2 separate regions of the Homo sapiens genome follow, and region 1 is linked to region 2. The links are chromatin loops, found by intact Hi-C in ENCODE. Cell type or tissue: IMR-90. All regions are shown on one strand. Region 1 has its middle 10 kb from the start of C5. Region 2 has its middle 9.6 kb from the start of TRAF1.

Region 1 (2,500 bases), 120 kb before region 2:
CTTTATTTACAATGATGTTAAATAGCAAATCTTAAAAAGCACCATGACAAATTGAGGGAAAGACTACAGATGAAAGGAAAAGGCTTTTTTTTGAGACAGTCTTGCTCTGTAGCCCAGGCTGGAGTGCAGTGGTATGATCTTGGCTCACTGCAGCCTCGACCTCCTGGCTTCAAGCAATTCTCGTGCCTCAGCGCCCCAAGTAGCGGGGTTTCAGGCACATGCCACCACGCCCGGCTAATTTTTGTATTTTTTGTAGGGATGGGTTTTTGCCATGTTGGCCAAGGTAGAGGAAAAGGCTTTATGTTTATATTTTAATACCTTAACAGCATTTTTCCTGCTTTTTTGAATAAGAGATGCCACATTTTTATCTTGCACAAGATCACTCAAATTATGTAAGTGGCCAGAGCTACTTTTTTGTGTGTGTGATTCTGGGCTTTTATTATTATTTTTGAGACAGAGTCTCGCTGTGTCACCCAGGCTGGAGTGCAGTGGCACGATCTCCGCTCACTACAACCTCCATGTCCTGGGCTCAAGTGATTCTCCTGCCTCAGCCTCCTGAGTAGCTAGGATTACAGGCGCCCACCACCACACCCAGCTAATTTTTGTATTTTTAGTAGAGACAAGGTTTTACCGTGTTGGCCAGGCTGGTGTCGAACTCCTGACCTCAGGTGATCTGCCTGCCTCGACATCCCAAAGTGCTGGGATTACAGGTGTGAGCCACTTCGCCCGACCTGATTCTGGGATTTTTAAATGAAGCAATACAGACCTTCTGATTATCAGATTCTTTGTCTGTAAAATGAGTATAATGCTGAATCATTCCAACCAACATCAAGTGACTTCTGCTGCTGGGCAATTATTTTATTAATTTAATATTTTCTATATAACTTTTATGAAGAGATCCAGAAAGCATTCTAGGGGTCTCAGGATAAATAGGGGGAAATAAAATTACTTAGAGTCAGCTGGGTGGGGTGGGGAGGGATAGACTAAGTGTTTTGAGAGATTTGGCAGTTATTTTGGAAGGAAAAAAAAATTCAAAGATTTTGTGATACCTGGTTTTTTTTCTTGTAAAAAACAGAGACTTTAGCATGTCTTCTTTTAAAAATAATTGAAGCAGAAAGAAAAGAGTTGGAAAAGCAAGAAACAGTAATCCTAGAAAGAGTAATCATAAGAACTCCATAAATGTTTATGTGATTTTCAGTGCTAAGAAAGATCGCATTTCAGCATTCTTAAGAAGAAGGCAAAGCAGCTGTTATCTCAAGGAAGCAAAGAAGCTGGTTCTCAGAAGAGTTATTAATGTAAGATGAGAAGCCAGAGTTTACCATGAAAAGCTGTCGCACCTAAGCATTGACTTAATCAGCACGAATTATTCCAGCTTTCTTTGGGAAGCTATTAAGTTAATACCAGCAGGTGGCGCTTTCAAAGTAGGCTCCTGAAGCTGCTGCTCTTCAGGAACTTAAAGTACACTTGCTAATTATAAGCATTGATGACCGAGGAGCAAGGACCTATTTGGGTGGTGGTAGTGAATGTAAGGAGCTTTGATGAAAGTTATATTTTTAGAAAAACAGCTAATCTAGTGTAAAATTACTATTGCTATGTAATAAATTCCCCCAAACTTAATGACGTAAGATAACAACACACCTTAATTATCTGCCCAGTTCCTATGGGCAGGAATTCAGGAATGGCTTAGCTAGGTAATTCTGGGTTAGGTTCTCTTATGAGGTTGCAGTCAAGATGACAGCTGGGCTGCAGCCACCTAAAGGCATGACTAGGGCTGGAGGATTCACTTCACATGGCTCTGGGCGGGAGGCCGTGGTTCCTTTCTACGTGGGCTTCTCCATAGGCTTCCTGAGTGTGCTCACTACATGGGGGCTTCCCCTAGAACAGGCCGTTCAAGAGAGAAAAAGGCAGAAACAGCAATGTCTTGTATGACCTAACCTCAGAAGTCACACATCTTCACTTTTGCTGTATTCTATTGGTCAGATGAATCGGTGTGATACAGTGTGGGAAGGGACCACACAGAGGCATGAATACGAGGGAGGTAAGGACCACTGGGAGCCATCTTGGAGTCTGGCTACCACATTTAGCCACTGGATGAGTAACAGGTATTAGAATTAGATGAAGGAACTTATGCTGAACAAAAAGCAACATTGTCTGAAAAAGCGTGGCTCAGTGGAACCAAAGAAGGTGGTTAATGAGCTGAGCTTGATTCATTAGAAGGTCTAGGGTACAGAAAGAACAGATTCAGGTGAGGTTATAAAACTGTGAGAGATAAAGGGAGAGTGAGCATCTCCTCCTTGTATGTTGTTTCCTTTTGATTCCTCTAAGGAAAATATGCTTAACTAAATTCCATTATTAACACTGGATTTTCTCTTAGCCTTATTATTTTCCACTTCCTCCCTACTTCCTTATCTGAAATCCTATCCTATTCCATTATTATTTAGGATGTGAAGTGGCCTTTTGGGACATGCTATTCCAACCCACTGCTTTGGTGACTTTCAAG
Region 2 (2,500 bases):
AACAAAACAAAAACCTTTCAGGACCTGCTTTCTTTCCCAGAAAAAACCCTGCCCTTTGGAGCCTCTCATGCGTTTGGTTGATAAAGGCATTTGATCCTGTTTTTTACTGTTAAGGGGCCTTGGCACAGCTGCCAGTCCCAGGAGCCTATTCCCAGCTCTGAGTCCTGGTGGGGCTGCTTGACCCATTCCCCTGTGTCCCCTAAAGACTGTGTCCCCCAAAGATTGCTCTCTGGTAGTGTACAAGGAGAAAGGCTTGCCTTTCTGGGCAGCCAGGCCAAGGAACCCTGGCCTCTGATGAGTCCAGCCACAAAGGCTCCACCCTGGGCCCCACTGAACTCAGACCTGCAGCCAAATGGAAAAAATCCAGGAGGCTACGAAGCCAAGAAAAAGAAGATTTGGATTCAAATCCTAGCTCTTCCCCTTCCCTTTCTGACCTTGAGAGACCTCACTGAGCCTCTATGTCTTAATCTGTAAAATGGAAACAAAAGCAACTACCCTACAGGTTTATTTGCCAAGATGAAATGACAGAGATTCATAAGTATACCTTGCACATAGCAGCCATTCAATAAATATTCCTCGCACCTCTTCCCCCAAAATCTCTCTGTGTCTCCATTTCCTCACTTATTAAATGTGATGGAGACCCAAGAATAAAGTTGAATGAGGTGATTTTCCCAAACCTCTGTCATCTGCCCCACACAGAGGCCCTTGGGAGAGCAGAGGGCCTTCATCTGAGCTCTTGAAGCTATTTATTCTTTTATTTTCAAAAACGTAAAAAAAAATCACAAAAGATCCCTTGCTAGTAATAACACTGGCACACACTTGCAATGGGCCAGTATCCTCTAACCTCTCCTCACTACCACCATCTGACTTAGGTTCCCATCTGTAAAGCAGCCTGGGGCAGGTCCCATCTGCAACTGCCCACAAGGTTGGGAGGACAGTGCCCGGCAGAGGGCGCTCCGAGTGTAACCTCCTAGCCAAGGCCCTGGGGGAAGGCAACAGGCCAAGGAAAATTCTGGTGGAAAAAATGAAGAAAGGATTCCAGGTTTATGAGTCTCAGACTTTGAAAAACAAAACTGCTGAGTTGTCTCCTGAGTTAGGAAAAAGAACACCACAGCCGCCTCGAGATTTCCAGGAAACTATTTCTGAAGGCTTTGGGCAAGGCTGGCAGGGGGCTGGCAGGGGAAACTTGGGCTGCCCCAGCTTAGGGTCCAATGCCCTGGCGGGTGGGAGATGGAGGTGGGTGGTGTGCATGTGGGAACGTCAGTGTGCATGTGTTCTTCAGCATGGTGGGGCTATGTGGGTTTACATGTGCCCTGTCTGTACACGTTTGTATGAGCCTGTGGGTACAATCCCACCAGTACGTATTGAGCACCTTCTGTGCTCTGCTGGGCATAGTGCCAGGTGATGGGATGCACCAGCAAATGAAACACAGTCTCTAAATTCATAAAGCTTAGTTTAGAGAAGGATGCAAAGTAACTGGCAATTTTAATTCAGAGTGCAGGCATCTGGGTGGTGGTTTGTGCAGCGGTTCAGAACACTGGCTTTGTGGTCAGGCAGCCTAGATTTTGACATGATCTTAGAGATCTTTCTGACATTCAGTCTCCTTAGGTGGAAAGTGCAAATATTAAAACCACATCCCGGGAGATACTATGTGTGTGTCAATGTCCAATGAAGGTCTCTATTATGTGTGTGCAGGGTCCACATCTGGATGAACAATGTGAACAGCCCGGGTGAGTTACATGTGGGCACGTTCACACATCTGCTTTTGTTGTGTTTATGGAGTGCCAGGCTCTACCAGAGGTCACAAATAGTGGCCCACAGACACAGTTCATAGGGATGCTCATTTGGTTTGGGTTTATTTTTTGGCTTATAGGGTGTTCTAAAAATCAAGTCGTTTCACATAAAAATCCAGATTTCCAACTTCTTTTGAAATCTTGGGTAAGCCAGCCATCCTGCGAGCATGTGCGTGTGTATGCCTGCCTGCCACAGTCTCTGCTTCCTGATAGATACGTCCTTCCCAGGGGCACCCTCCCCCTTGGCCAGTGTCCAGGGCTGTCCTTGGAGGGGTTCCAAGACTGCTCAGGAGAGCTGGTGTGTAGACATGTTCCCTGTGAAAGGAGAAGCAGGACTGAGCAGGAGCTGGTGCCAGGGCCCCAGGGCTCCCCAAGCAGTTCCAGTTTCAGCAATCACAGGGGCCAGAGAGAGCCATGGGCCCTACCCACAGCTCTCTGGCTGTGCAGCTGGGCACTGGTTACAGAAGATAGTAACCAAGGATGGCAGTAGACAGAATGGCTTTTCTTATCTATTTGATTTTGCATTTTAAAATGTTACAAGTGCACATCTGAAATGATTAAGACAATGATCTCCAGAAAGTGTTGCTAGATATATATGCTAGAATTATTTTTAAAATTTACAAAAAGATTGTAGGCTCATGCCTATAATCCCAGCACTTTGGGAGGCCAAAGCAGGAGGATCACTAAAGCCCAGGAGTTTGAGACCA

The links. Peaks named below come from ENCODE experiments on the same cell type or tissue, not always from the same donor. Only the 100,000 strongest peaks of a DNase experiment are listed, where the experiment ranks them.
Region 1: a loop joins it to region 2, with 2.4 times the contacts of the local background. A loop is called at or near these places in 16 of 110 quality-filtered maps.

The regions. Positions count from the first base shown.
Region 1 is chr9:121,059,138-121,061,637 of GRCh38, reverse strand. It overlaps a transcript of C5 not described here. Among named protein-coding and RNA genes, the nearest start is that of C5, 10 kb to the right of the region's middle. In IMR-90, a CTCF peak has its summit at 1,398 (motif pointing right); a DNase peak (open chromatin) is centred at 1,347.
Region 2 is chr9:120,935,146-120,937,645 of GRCh38, reverse strand. No RefSeq gene overlaps it. Among named protein-coding and RNA genes, the nearest start is that of TRAF1, 9.6 kb to the right of the region's middle. In IMR-90, a CTCF peak has its summit at 949 (motif pointing right); DNase peaks (open chromatin) are centred at 975 and 2,035; H3K4me3 peaks cover 313 bases; H3K27ac peaks cover 2,171 bases.